Regions from separate parts of the Homo sapiens genome. Here region 2 is linked to region 1. The links are chromatin loops, found by intact Hi-C in ENCODE. Cell type or tissue: endothelial cell of umbilical vein. All regions are shown on one strand. Each heading gives the region's core, and the rest is flanking DNA. Links, peaks and the distances in the headings are about the cores only.

Region 1 (8,161 bases), core at 2,523-6,522:
ACTCTGACATACTCTTCATCTGTGGATGAGAATAGATATTCCCTTCAACCCAGGTTTCATAGTCATCACTAAAAGACAATAAACATATTGATGGAGAAGAAGGATGGCAGAATTCAAAGGCAAAGGAATCCAAAGTAGTCACCACAGCTTTCAAACTCTGCCGCCTTCACTCTTGGTACTGGCTCAGGTCAGAATCTGATGGCATCAGTCACACGACAGGATCTGTAGATGCCAGCTAACTCATAGACAACTAACCTGGTCAGCTCCTCAAAGGTGACCAGCACAAACCAGTCACCTCAGTACCCACCAGTGCCTGGGACTTCATGTTCTTTTTTATTATTTTCTTCAAAGTGTCAGTATTGTAGATGGTCTCTCTATGTTAAGGAAAGGTGTGTCTTCATTAAAGAAATAAGGAACAGTCAAGACTTACCAGCAGAAATGTTAGGGAATAATTATCAGCATAACAGGGGAATACTTGACTTCTTAAAGATCCGTGGCTGTCCACCCTTGTGCATTTGTACTTACAAATCATGAACTATTTGACATAAAAGCTGAGGTATAGAAAAACGTGCAGCAAAAAAATGTTATAAATCACTGTGAGTTAAAGATAAATCAGCAGTGAAGATAAAGCATCTGTAAAACTCTACTATAAAACAGTGAAACAATTCATTTTTTAAAATGTAGTTTGCACATTCCTCAAAAATACCTCTTTTAGATAAAGTGAACTTACTTTTGAAATTATAGTATAAAAGCGATATCTTTGTAATTTTGGTTCCCTGCATTTTGAAACATTGTGATCTTTACCACTTTAGTTTCATAATCATAGTGTTTTGACCAAAGGCAAGAAACTTCCAGCCTTTTGCATGTGTCCTAGTTTAATTGTTCCAACTGACTTCACATTCTGATGTTGAAACCTTATCTTTCTGTTTATCCCACTGAGGAAAAGGTTTTCTTCACCAACTGTCATCTTGTTAGTCATCAAAGATACTTAACTGTTGCAACTGCTATTGAAAACTAAAAGTAGGCCGGGTGCAATGGCTTATGCTTGTAATTCCAACACTTAGGGAACTGAGGTAGGAGGACCTCTTGAGCCCAGGAGTTTGAGGCCAGCCTGGGAAACATGGTGAGACTTCAACTCTACAAAAAAATGTTTAAAAACTAGCCACACAGGGTGGTGTGCATGTGTTGTTCCAGCTACTTGGGAGGCTGAGGCAGGAGGATCACTTGAACCCAGGAGTTTGAGGCTGCGGGTGAGCTATGATCATACCATTGCCCTCCAGCCTGGGTGATAGAGCGAGTCCCTGTCTCAAAAGAAAAAGAAAATATAAAGAAAAAGGGCCCATTTTTAGTTTGTTGGTGGAAGATTTCTTGCCATGCCATATCTGTGCAGCTCACTAAACCTCTTTTGTGGATGTTTCCATGTTCACCAGCCCCATTGAGAAACAGCTGACTCGGCAAATGTCAGAATGTTCTGGAAGGACAGCGTGCACAGGTATTTGTGATGGTGATAGAAGGTCAAATGAAATGACCTGCTGCTTTTCACCATGTTGGAGTTCAGTTGTCAAGGTCCAAATTTCAACTGTAGGACTCAACTGAGTATTAACAATTTTAGTGATAATAACAACAAAAAGAATATTGAGAGAATGGGGTTAACAAAGCATTTCAGAAGTTTCCATTTGCCTGGCTTAGTGTCCTTGGAAGGTCATTAGCTCTTAGTTAACTTCTTATGCTCCTCGGTCATTCTTAGATTTGAGTAAAGATACTGGCTTGGATGTTTTGTAATAATGAATAAAATCTTTTGCGTGCTACAAATTATTTTTGCCAAAAAATAAACAACTTTATCTTTCTAAATGTATTAAAAACAAACATAATTTCATATGGCTTTCAACCATTTTTTATCAGAAGCATTCCAAATCAAAAACAATTCCTTCCAGAAATAACTAATAAAAGCTTCATAATTAGAATGAAGAAGAAATTCATTGAAATTGAGAATCATTAAAATATATTTTAAGTGGTAAAGCTTTTTAAATGTACTTTTCCCTTGGGACATTAACTATATGGCCCTGAAAGAATAATTAGTTACTTCAGTTTATCAACCACATTGTGTTATTTTTTTTAATTGCCACTAGTATTCTAGGTAATTGGCTTTTAAATTCTTTCACAAAGAATGCTTGTTTCCTCTTGCAGCATGATATAGCCAGCCCTCCACATCCTGTTCTGCATCTGTGGGTTCTGCATCCATGGATTCAACTAACCAGAGATTGAAAAAAAATTTCGAACTGCATCTATATTGAATATGTATAGACATTTTTTTCCTTGTCATCATTCCCTAAATAATACAGTAAAACAACTATTTACATAGTATTTACATTGCACTAGGTATTAAAAGCAGTCTAAAGGTGATTTGGGGTATACAGGAGGAGGTATGCATAGGTTATGTGCAAACACTGTGCCATTTTACATCAGGGTTTTGAGCATCTATGGATTTGCGTGTCTAAAGGAGGTCATTGTCCTGTGGAGGAACCAATCCCCCACAGATGGTAAGGGACAACTGTATTTATATATCTCATTTAGTCCATTTTAGGGGCTATAGTTCCTCTTTCAGTGCCTAACTTTTCTTTCTGTACTCAGGCTGTCTTAAAACTTATAATAATTTATTCGGCAAAATACTAAAGTCTGCAAGGCAAGTGTCCCTAACCCCACTCTGGGCCCCATCCCCCATCACAGGGCCACTGAGATCTGTACTTACCCCACTTTCTTGAACAACTACTAGGGTAGTTGCTTTCTTCCCTGCTAGGTTTAAGACCAACAGTTGGCCTCACTACTTACTAGGTATAAACAAAAGTGGGAAGGAGTGTCTCCATAAAGTAGCTCTTTAAAATGCATGTATGTTAACCCTATTCGCATTGAATTGTTAATCCAATTAGCACTTTATCAACTGGGATACAAAAATTTACAGAAGGGCAAGTGGGAGTGGGTTCTGGACAGGGAATCAAAGAGCCTGGCAAGACGGATTGGATTAGATGTTAGGAAAGATTGAGCTACCAGCGTGAGTGTCAAAAGAGAGGCACAAGATTTAAAATACAGTTTCATTATTTACAAGCATAGAGGCAAAGGAAAACTTCCTCTTCACCCCTCTGAAGGTTCACTGATAATGAGCTGACAGATCAGCAGATTAATTGGAGAAAAGGTATATACATTGAATCAGCTGTGTTACATGACACGAGAGCTTTCAGAATGCAGACCCAAAGATGGGAAACTGTCCGTTTTCATGCTGAGGTTCAACAAAACATGGATAGTTGTGGAGAAATATAATTGAACAAAAGGGATGTCATCTAATGCTAATAGAGTGAGTGAGGAAACCCAGCAAGGCTTGTCTGTTTTGGATTGCTATTGACCTCTCTGTGGAACATCCCTTCCTTCTGGGTATGAGGCAGGACCCTCTCTGGAATGCGGGTCCGATGACCTACAATCAAACAAGTAGGTCAGATCATTTCTTTATGGCCAAGGTTAGAGTAATAATTTCAGGTTTTATGGTTGGCTTTGGGGAAAAGTGGTTCTGGTTTCTATGACTCACCTTGGGGAAGAGGGATTCTAGATTCTATGGCTAATCTCGGGGGGAAAATGAAGGGCCAGGGACAGAAGGGCAGAGAGATTTTTGCTTCTGAGGTCTTCATTTTGGGAAGCTATCTTTTGAGGCCAGCACAAGTAATAGCCATTTCTTTTCTCTTTCCTTCATTTACGTTTCAAAATAGAAACACTACTTTAAGGATTCAGAACTACTTCCATATGCTGATCATTCAAGATTTGTGCCTTTTTTTTCCCAACAAAAATAAATGTCAACAACCTGATAGTCTCTAGCAAGAGAAAGTGGAAAACTAGTATATCTGCTGAGCATCTAACATGTAGCAGGAACTACTTGCACCATCATGGGTATTTTTCTCATTTAATCCTGACAGGGACCTTTGTAGGCAGATATTATTATGCCCATTTCATAGATCCTAACATTTAGGCACAGAGAGTGAAGTGCCAAAGCCACAGGTACATGACAGAGCCAGGAGTTGAAACCAAATCTGTCTAAACCCCAAAACACACAGTCTTTCTACTGAAGATCAGATGCTGGCCATAACCACACATAGTAGCTTACAGTCAGCATGCAGAGGTAGAAAGAGCCTTTGGAATAAAATGGGCTAGGATTTGAGTTCCAGCACTGTTACTTATGAGCTTAGAAATCCTTGTAAAACAGACTTGGCTGGGCACAGTGGCTCACGCCTGTAATCACAGCACTTTGGGAGGCTGAGGCAGGTGGATTGCTTAAGTCCAGGAGTTCAAGACCAGCCTGGAAATATGGCAAAACAATATATAAAAAAATACAAAAATTAGCCCAGCATGTTGGTGTGCGCCTGTAGTCCCAGCTACTTGGGAGGCTGACGTGGGAGGATCAGCTGAGCCTGGGGAGTTTGAAGCTGCAGTGAGCCGTGATTACACCACTGCAGTCCAGCCTGAGTGACAGAGTGAGACCCTGTCTCAAAAACAAACAGATACAACAGTGGTTCCTAATTCAGGTTTTTTGGGTATTAAGTGAGATAATGCATGTTATATATTTTGCACAGTACCTAACCCATAAAATCTGCTTATCATTGGGATAATATTAAAGAAACAGTATTGATAAAGAAGCTCAGCTCCTCAGAAAATGAGAATTTCCTTCCCTGCGAAGTGAGGTGATGGATGCACTGTTTGACAAGACAAATCTCAAAGGCCTGTGCTGAGTGGAAGTTGCCCTGCATGTCACTGGTGGTGTTAAGGAGGGAGAGGGGAGTTAGCTAAGAGCAATAATTGAGCAGAACACACAAGTATGTCAAGGAGAATGGACTAAACTAGATTCAGGATACAAGATCTCCAGTTAGGAATGTGCTTGTTTCCTTTGCATTGTCTCAAATTTCCTGAAACTTAGGTCTGAGACATGATGACTCTAGGAGGTCTCCATGCTGCAGATATGTGGACTAGAAATGCATTTGGCATCCTGAGTCCTTAGAAACAAAAGAACACTTGTGCCTATTGCCGGCACGTTTTACAGTGCATGCTCCATAGTCAGTGCTCAATAAATTCCTGTTGACTCTGACTGCTGCTGCAGACCCTGGACAGTAGCTTGGGGAGAGGGTAGGCAATGGCTAAAGGTGTTTATAGGTTTTTCAACAAAATTAAGTTGCACTCCCTTGTGTTATGAGACATTGCTTTTATCCCAGACCTCTCCAGGGTTTTACCATATTTATTTTAACTAGAGACCATCTTGGGAAACAGTTTGAACCCCAAGTGGAATTTATTATTTGAAAGCCAAGTGGCAGGGAAAACAGGGATAACAACGAATGAAATTGAAAATAGAGTATTTCAGTTTAATAAAATTAAAACCAGAACAACACCTAAAATTTTTGGCTCTTTAGTGACCAAGACTTGGCAGAACTTTCCTCGTGAGCCTGGATCCAGGGGGCCTGTTTCAAGAGCAGGGACACGCCTCTCTTTCTCTGCCTGCTCCCTTCTGCACTCTTAGCAGTAGGCCTGTGGGCCCCAGCAGATGGAATAATGGAACTTTGCCCAAACCAGCGACCAGAAGAGGTTGAACAACTTTATTCAGAAGCAACAGAGCAGGCTTTGGTTCTGCCAATGGACATCAGGAAGTGAGCTGTTTGTAGCTATCTAGAGAATTGCCTCATGTGCTTGTCTCTTAATACTATTTGTGGTAGCTGCATTGTGAAACAGTTTAATAAAGCTGGGTAAGACATTGGCACCTAGTGCTATTGAGCCCTCATTCTTTCCTCCACTGCCTTTAACATGTAAATGATATCCATCAGATCCAATCCTTTGATGGCAATGGAGGAGGAGGAGGACACACGTTGCACATTCTCCAAATATCCAACAGCCTTTCTGGATTTCTCAGAGTCCTATGGATAGTAAGTGGCAAATTCAAATATAAAAATATGCTTTTGCTTTCAAATGACTATTAATTTTCTGTGAGTTATCTCTAATAAGTGGGCTTTCAGAAAGTTAGTATAATTTAATGGTAATAGAAATTTTAGGCCAGATGGGGTGGCTCATACCTGTAATCCCAACACTTTGGGAGGCCAAGGCGGGTGGATCACTTTAGGTCAGGAGTTCAAGACCAGCCTGGCCAACATGGTGAAACCCCGCCTCTACTAAAAATAGAAAAATTAGCTGGGCATGGTGGCACATGCCTGTGATCCCAGCTACTCGGGAGGCTAAGGCAGGAGAATCACTTGAACCTGGGAGGTAGAGGTTGCAGTGAGCCAAGATCTCACCACTGCATTCCAGCCTGGGTGACAGCAAGACTGTGTCTCAAAAAAAAAAAAAAAAGAAATTTTAGAATATGACAAGCCATTTCTATTTCAAAATTTATTTTTTCTATTTAAAATTTAGATATGGTATTATATTTTGTGATAAATTCAGACAACTTTACATATAATCCCCCTGCCCTTTGAAGGAAAATGAAGAAAAAGGTCATTGCTTCAAATTGGAGTGGGACAGCTCTGGGTTATGTGGACTTTGGCAGATTATTTAACTTCCTCAAACCTCATTTTTCTTAATCTGTGTAAGGGGAACAGTAATACTTATTCGCAGAGTTTGGATGAAGATTTAATTAAAAGACCTAGCATTAATTCTAGACCATAATAAGGGCTCAACACTTCCTAGTTTCCCTTTAATCCCAGCTAGATCAATTTCTCACCAACTGTAAATGTCACTTTTCAAAATTGTTATTTTAGTATGCTTAACATATTAAAAACAGCCCATATTTAAGATCCTAATATTAAGTATTCCTGTTGAATAATTGTACACAATTAATTTTACTGAGCGACACTTTTATGTCTTCAGTTAATAAAAGTCCATGTTTAGTACCTGAGAGTCCTGTGAGTCTCTTTAACTGTGTTACGGGTAGTTGTGCAGGATTTCCAGAAATTATGAATGTCAGTGGAAATTTTTACTTCTCATTATTTAGTGCACAGTTCTGTAAGATCTGTAATTTAGTGGGTGCAGGTGAGAGTTTTTAGATCACACCATCTGTGAAAGGCCTTGTAAATGTGTAGTGGAATAAACCACTGTTGTATAACTATATTGCCAAGAAAGACTCTGCAGACATACTATCTTAGTATGTTAGAGTTTTTGAAAACTTAATGGCATTTTCAGCTTCTGTAAGGACTCCTGTTGTTCAGACTACTAAAAAACAAAACAAAACAAAACAAAAAAACACGAGTTATTCTAGCATAACTGGCCTTTATTGCAAATTGCCTTATTTTATCTTAAAGAGCAAATGTTTGGAGGAATAATTTGTACAACTCCACTTGTCCTTGGGAGGTAATGAGCTCTAATACTTCTCAGTGCTTAACTTTGGTGGATAGTTATGCACTGCCTGTCGGATTACTTACTAGATTACTTCCCTGATCGTTAGCAATTCTTGTCATTAAGTAGTCAAGGAAAATAAAAGACATGAGCCATTCTCTGTGTGTACATCTAGACAGTCATTTATGCATAGACACACACTCATCACAAATATCCCAAAAGATACTGCTTTTTAAAACTGATTCAACTAGGGAAACTTTCGTTTTCCTTTCATTCATTAAACAAATATGTCTAAGCACCTCCTGTGTGCCAGGCACAGAGCGTATTCGGTGGGAAGTTAGCACTTATCCCATTCCTGACTTCTTAGTTCCTCCAGGTCCCTCCACCCAACAAAGGCCACCATAATCCTGATTTCTTTTGTTTCATTTCAGAGATATTCTGCACATATAAAGGATATATTTGTGTGTGTATCTTCTCATTTTTGTTAATCCAAGTGATAGCATACTGTACATCTCCCATCTTGGAGAGTATTCCAGATCACCCTGATTCATTCTTTGTTTTTATTACTGCGTGGTATTACATTGTATGGTTGGATGATTATCTTATTAGCACCCTGTTGGTGGACACTTAAGTAATTACGAGGGTTTTTTCTCTTCTGTTTCTGTGGCCTTGCTGTCTTTCTCCTGCCTTGCATTTCTACTAACACATTGGTTTAGTTATTTATCCATAATGATTCTGAGAAATTGGATTCAACACCACCTTCATGGAGACCCTTAACCTTGTATGTACTTCCTGATAGATCCAGACAAGC
Region 2 (7,460 bases), core at 1,121-5,120, 150 kb before region 1:
GTAAGGCCATTAAATAAAAGCAGGATGACTTAGATATTTTTCCTTGCTTGCAGGCTTGTGATTTTTATGCCATGACTCAACTTTATAAGGCTGTAACTCAGCAATATAAAATATTGAAAATGTTGAAACATAAAATGAAAACTGCTTTGTCTACTGTTTATATTTAATAGGATTTTCTGAATCAGTTAATTAGCAATAAGTGAATGTGTCATTAAGAAATTAGATTTTAGAATCGTAAAGTTTTAGAGCTGGCAGAAACTTCAGAAGTCATCTAGTCCCCCCTCATTTTGCTTTATGAGAGAGCTGAGTCCTACAGAGACAAAGTAAGATGTCTTATGTCATGGCATTGAGTAAATTCTAGAACTGAGTCAGTGTTCTTTCTGCTGACTATTTGGTTTCAGTGCTATTAAGTGTGTTCTACTATTAATAGAACTAACACTCTTAATAGCTATTTAAATGCTTCCTATATACTAGGCACTCTCTGTTAGGTACTTTATATATGTTATCTTGGTTAATCTACACAAAGCTTATGAAGACAGTTCATTTTACCTGTGTATTAGTTTTGTATTGCTGCTGTAAAATAAAATGAAACAAACAAACAAAAAACAAAAGATCTGGCCGGGCGCGGTGGCTAACGCCTGTAATCCCAGCACTTTGGGAGGCCAAGGCGGGCAGATCACGAGGTCAGGAGATGGAGACCAGCCTGACCAACATGATGAAACCCTGTCTCAACTAAAAATACAAAAATTAGCAGGGCATGGTGGCGTGCACCTGTAATCCCAGCTACTCAGGAGGCTGAGACAGGAGAATCGCTTGAACCTGGAAGGTGGAGGTTGCAGTGAGCTGAGATCACGCCACTGCACTTCAGCCAGGGCAACAGTGTGAGACTCTGTCTCCAAAAAAAAAAAAAAAAAAAAAACACCAAAAAAACCTTTGTGACTTAAAACAACACAAATTTCTTATCTTACATTCTGGAAGTCAGGAGCCCAAAATGGACCTGACATCCTGTTAGCAGGGCTTCCCTTCTCCCTGAAGGCTTAGGGGAGGTCAATTTTCTTGTCTTTTCCAGCTTCTGGAGGCTGCCTGCATTCCTTCACTTTTAGTCTCTTTGCATCTTCAGAGACAGCAGTGGCTGGGCAAATCTTTCTCACAGTGCCATTTTTCTGGTTTTAATTCTTTTGTCCCTGCTTTCCCCTTTAAGAACCCTTGTGATTACTTTGGGCCCATCTGGATAATGCAGATACTCTCCTTATTTTAAGGCCCACTGATTACCAGCCTTAATTCTGTGTGCAACCTTCATTCCGCCTTACCAAATGAGTGGAAAAAACACACTCAAAATGGTTTTTTTTTTTCTATTAGCCAACAGCAATCAACACAGAAGACTTTTGTAATCACACGTGTGGGAGTTCCCCCCCCCGCCCCCCGCCAACCACACCAAGACATTTTGCAGCAGACACCACTCGGGTTGCCTTCAATTCAATGCTGACACCACCTGGAGAGAGTGTCAGATCCCATATCTTCAGGCCTCAGTCTCACAGCAAGTCTCAGGAGGCTCTACCTGTGCTTCTGACCAACCTGCTATAAATTGGGGTTCCCACAACCACCTCTTTGGGTTCATTTAATTTACTAGAGGGCTCACAGAACTTAGGAAAACACATCTACTGGTTTATTATAAAGGGTATTACAAAGGATGCAGATAGAGAGGTGCACAGGGCCAGGCATGTGGAAGGGGCAAGGAACTCCCTTGCCCTCCCTGGGTGTACCACCATTTGCGAACCTCCATGTGTTCAGCTATTTGAAAGCTCTCCAAACCCTGCCCTTTTGGGTTTCTATTTAAGCTTCATTGGGTAGGCATGATTGATTGAATCATTGGCTGTTGGTGATCAACTTAACTTTCAGACCCTTTCCCCTTCCTAGAGCTTGGAGGGTGTCACTGAACGTCCCAACCCTCTAATCAAGCTTTGGTCTTTCTAGTGTCCAGCCTCCATCCTGAAGCTACCCAGGGACTGCCAGCCATCAGTCACTCATTAGCATACAAAAGACATCACTTTGGAGATTCTAAGGATTTTAGCAGTTGTGTGCCAGGAAATGAGGATGTAGACCAGATATATATTTCACAATATCATACCATGTAATATAGGGTAGACAGAGATTCCAGGGAATAAGGGATGGACATCCTTTGAGGGAGGCAATATTCTGTGTACCACAATCTGTTAATAAGCTGAAGAGATTTAGGCTCAGAGAGATTAAGTAAGTTGTCCAAGGTCACAACATAATAAATGAAAGAGCTGATATTTTAACCCAGATCTGTTATTTATCATATATGCATATCTTTCACAATAACATGATCTTTCCCACAAATACCATTTGATCCTACTTAGGAAAAGTAAATAGGATGATGAGCATTGTTCAAATAGTAAATACCTATTTTTTTATTGTATATATTTAACGTATATGATGTTTTGATGTATACACACAGTGAAGTGGATACTACAGTCAAGCAAATTAACATCAGTCATCTCACATAGTTACTCTTTTTAGTGGCAGGAAAATCTCTTTTAGCAAAAATCTCAAATACAGTACAGTATTAACCATAGTCCTCATGTCATACATTAGACATCGAGACCCCTTTATCCTGCGTATCTGCAGCTTTGTATCCTTTGACCTACATCTTCACATTTTCTCCCCCGTCCACCCCTGTTTACCATCATTTTGTTCTCTAAGTATTCAACTTTCTTTTTCTTTTCTTTTTTTAAGATTCCACATATAAGTGAAATCATGCATTTTCTGTGTCTTGCCTATTTCACTCTGCATAATGTCTTCCACATTCATCCATGTGGTAGCAAATGGCAGGATCTCCTTTTTAAAGCTGAATAATATTCCATTTACGTACGTGCATGTACATATATATATACACACACACATATGTACACACACATAACTCACAGTTCATTCATCTGTTGACAGACACTTTGGTTGTTTCAATATCTTGGCTATTATTGTTTCTAAATCTTGGCTCATGCTACAGTGAACATGGGAGTGCAAGTATCTTTATGAGATGGTGATTTCATTTCCTTTGGATATCTACCCACTGGAGGAATTGCTGAGTCATATGGTAGTTGTATTTTTAATTTCCTTAGGAACCTCTGTATGGTTTTTCACAGTGGCCGCACTGATCTGCATTCCCACCAACAGTGTATGAGGTTTCTCTTTTTCACACCATCACCAACACTTGTTATCTCTGGTAACTTATTAAAGTAATAATCACATTTGCTTAATAATATCAAGAAATAGGCTATGTTATTATGAAACAGTTAAAAGCATATAGGAAGTTTATTTATTGATGTGGGAAAAGTATTTATGACTCATCATGACTTCCAGCCCCCTCCCCCACATTTCTACTTATCACTTCCTTTCTGTTACCAGTTCCTTCCTTATCCAGCCTAGATGCTTTGATTCAAATTATTTTCCGGCAAATTCTTTCAATTCCTTTGTACCTCTTTGGTCTCTCCAATCTCAGAACTGGATGAGCTCAACTACCTGCCAGTTTTTTCACTTTAATGATACGCTCAGCAGCCTTAAAATTGTCCAGCAGTCTTCCGACGTGTCTATTATCTCACTCCCTCACTCCTCACAGCATACTGCCTTCATTCTTCTCAAACCTTTTAACCCCCTATCAGTGTTATTTGATGTCTTAGCAGTTTTCCATGCAGTTGACCACAATTGACCATTGCTTCCTTTTGGAAACACTTGTCTCTTGGCCTTTGAGACAAACCCTTCCCTGGTTTTCCTTCTCCCATTCTAGTTGACCATTTTCTGTCTTCTGTGTTACCTGACATCTAAAAGAGGAAAGGTTTAGTTCTCTTGTTTTTCATCTTGTACTTTTGGTTAAATATAATCTTTTTGTGTAAGTCTTATTATCTCTAGCCCAGAGTTTGTCATCTTCAGCACTATTGACATTTTGGGCTGGAAAATTTTTTCAGTGTCAGGGGATGTCTTGTGGATTGTAGGATGCTTAGCAGCATCTCTGGCCTCTATGCTCTAACTGCCAATAGAGTTCCCTCTACCCTTATTGTGACAATCAAAATGTCTCCAGATATTGCCAGATGTCTCCTGGGTGCATAAAATCACCCCCCATTGAGAAGTACTTATGTAGCCTGAAGTTCTCTTCTGAGGATCTGGGGATAACACCTTTCTGACATCTCCACTTGAATGTCTCCTAGGCATTGCAAATTTAATGTGACCAAAATGGACTCTTGTTTTTTCTTCCATATATGCTCTCCCCCCAGATTTTCAGATTTTAGATTATTTATGATCTTGCATTGGAGGTACCAATAAAAGCCATTGGAGGCTTTTATTTGGAGTAAACTAGGGAGCCACCAGAGAGTTTTGGGCCAAGAAATGACATGATCTCACGTAGATCAGCTCTTTCTTGAGCATAGACTATGACTTGGAAGACTGAAAGCAGGAAGACCAGTTAAGAGGCTACTGTGGTAATCACAGTGAAAAATGGTAGTAGCTTGTATAAGGATGGTAGTAGGGCATATGATAAGGAGTGGCATCTTTAGTTTAGTGCTTAAACACAAATAGCCCTGAGAAGAATGCACTTGTACCTTCATGAGGTTAGTATCAGAGTATGCTTTGTTTTTCAGATGTTTTCTAAGAACTTGCAGGGAACAGGTTTTGGTGGGTCAGAATGAGAAGACAGTAGCCAAGTTCCTGGGTTCCTCCAAGCCAGAACTTCCTGGGATGTTACTTGAAGGGATTCAGGCCAGAACAGGGTTTTAAAACAAGGGACCCAACGGGAAGAGTAAGCAAGACATCCAATACTACCTGTTCTACCTCACAATCTTACTTAGGGCTGGTCCTCCCACGGTAAAACATGTACTGGGTGGCAGGGTAGATAGAACAATTGGAAGTCAGGAGTGTTTCCTTCATTAAATATAGGAAGCACATCATCTTGGGCTGGAAGGCCCTTAGCTGAAGTGAGGTGGCTATCGGCATTTGGGATGGGACAGGTTTTTGTTGTACAAGATTGCCCTACACATCTCAAGACTTGCAATAGTGTGCTCTCTCATTGTGACATCTAAAAAATGCCTCCCCACATTTCCAGACTCCCCATGGGAGTCAGACGTGTTCACCTGTATACCACTGGACTGAGCCCCCTTTGCTAATTTGAAAACTGCCTTCTGTAATAGGAAGTTAGTCAAAAGGCTATACATTCCAGGCCCTTAAAGAAAACCTGCATTACTTGTTTGGGGACTTAGAAGGTATCTACTAGTACTTTAAATTAGCATCTATGTTTATTGCTGATACATCCCATAAATGTTTTCTGTCCATGTTATGTACCTTAATATACTACTTTGTAATTCTTTTGTAGGGGTCATAGCCATTTCAGGGCCATCTCTAAAGACACTGCAAAGGACACATGCTCTAGCTGCTCTCTTCTCCGTATTGTTATATAAGGGAACCTGAATTAAAATGAATTAAGAGTTTGGATGAAAGGGCATTCCCTAGCCATCTTAGCAAAGGGAGTGGGAGTAGGATTGGAAGAGGGAGGATAATGGCCTGTATGTGAATGTTTATGCACATCATGTTTTTTAAATCAGGTCTAGCTAGTATCAAGAGCTAAATATTTTTTAATCGTATTTTTGAAAAGTAGTAGAAAATAGAACAATATTCAGATTTGTGAAGGATTGATGACTCAGTATTAGAGGGAAAACTCACCAAGGAAAAGATCTAATAGTTTTGAACATATAAAATGTAAGGTTTATTTACAATGAAAAAAATCACACAACACACTGGAGGAAATGCTTGTATCAAATGTGACTAAGGGTGAATATCTATAATATCTGAAGAGGAAGTTCTCTCGAACTTAATGAAGAAGTTTTAATACATAAGTAAACAAAGTATTTTAGCAGTTAATGATTAATAAAAAGGTGGGATTATGTTTACCGTCACTGGTAATCAAAGAAATGCCTTTTAAGTTAACCTTGAGTTATCTCTTCTATTCTTTCGAAAATACTGAAAATTAAAATAACTGACAATTCTGGAGAGGCTTTAAGGAAATGGACCCATTCAGTCTTATGTGTTTCTTGTGCTACTCCCAGCCACTGCCTTTCCCTGAACATGCTGTGCCATTTTAAATTCTTACGTCTCATCTTTATGAGTCCTTCCCCTCTTCTTTCTGTTGACTTTCCATCTCTTGAGAGCAGCATTCAGATCCTGGGGGCATCCCTTCTTACTCAGCCCTGCCAATGAGCACTCTGATTTGCATTCGGCACTGTATTGCAGCCATGGGTGTATGAATCAGTCCCTACCACTTGGCTGGGGAGTTCTTGAGGTTGGGACTGGTCAGGCCCTGCATCAGGGTCTGGTATACAAGTAATTATTCAATAACTATTGAACTAAATTATTGGATTTTGGTGAATGTTTTAATGAACTACAATATGTTAGGGTGATGGAATAACATGATCACTAAAGTGCAATTATAAGTGTAACTTATGGCAAAATTTTGTAACCAAATACAGAATGATATGTTTAGTGTAATTTCAACTGCATTAGAAAGGTAATATGCAGAAAATGAATTTTTAAATATTTTAAAGTTATAGGTAACAAACTTTTATTTCTTTATTACAATCTTTATGATACAATATATAATTTTTAAAATCAGTTGGCACACTTGACCTCCCTCTCTTCTCATCAGAATTAACCTCTCTGTGTCCTGTCCAATTATCTGATTGAACTCTCAGGAAATAGGGTGGGCCTCCCCAGAATGTGGGCTTTTAAGGATAGCTGCATTTATGTGACTGAATTAGGTCCCCAAGCATTTTTTGAGCTTTTACTGTGCCTGGGTGCATATAACTTGAAAGATATGGTACTTAGTATTTTATAGTTTGTAAATACATTCACATTATCAGCGATGAGTTCTACAGCTTTTAATAATGTCAAATATAAATGGTAGTTGTTTTTTTAAAACATTTTTTGAGTATCTACCATCTGCCAATGACTGAAATACAGAATTCCTTTAAGGAAGTCCTTGTCTGACAGGAAAGACAGACATCCATGGGCCTTTCATACAGCAAGATGAGTGTTGTAATCGTGTTGTAATGAGTGCAATGGGTTGTAGAGTGAATGGAGAAGCAGTTATTTCTTAAGAGGGCTGGTGAGATGAGATGACTGTTCTCTGGTAAGATAACTCTCGAACAGGACTTTAGAAGATGGGCAAGATTTTTGCAAGATGGATAGGAGAAAAGGGGAAAAGCATGAACAGAAAGGTAGAAGTGTAGAAATACATGATGTCTTCAGAAGCCACTAAAAGATTTTGGAGAGGGATATGACATGATTAGGTTTGTATTTGGAAAGAAAATTGAGATCAGTGATTATAACAAGGAAACACAAGAAAAGTTTTTTTTTTTTTTGCATGCTTTTCTATGTGACAATTTTGTGAGCATCCCCAG

The links. Hi-C counts contacts between places; a loop is a spot of excess contacts. Peaks named below come from ENCODE experiments on the same cell type or tissue, not always from the same donor. Only the 100,000 strongest peaks of a DNase experiment are listed, where the experiment ranks them.
Region 2: it touches region 1 in a loop (6-fold over the local background); 1 of 110 quality-filtered maps calls a loop at or near these places.

The regions. Positions count from the first base shown.
Region 1 is chr10:30,855,467-30,863,627 of GRCh38, reverse strand. All of the region lies in intron 5 of ZNF438 (zinc finger protein 438), which reads left to right. Among named protein-coding and RNA genes, the nearest start is that of LINC02644, 140 kb to the right of the region's middle. In endothelial cell of umbilical vein, for the core only: no CTCF peak of the experiment used is centred there; DNase peaks (open chromatin) are centred at 4,927 and 5,597; H3K27ac peaks cover 3,239 bases.
Region 2 is chr10:31,000,736-31,008,195 of GRCh38, reverse strand. The region is part of intron 1 of ZNF438 (zinc finger protein 438); the gene reads left to right. Among named protein-coding and RNA genes, the nearest start is that of ZNF438, 27 kb to the left of the region's middle. In endothelial cell of umbilical vein, for the core only: no CTCF peak of the experiment used is centred there; a DNase peak (open chromatin) is centred at 3,175; H3K27ac peaks cover 4,000 bases.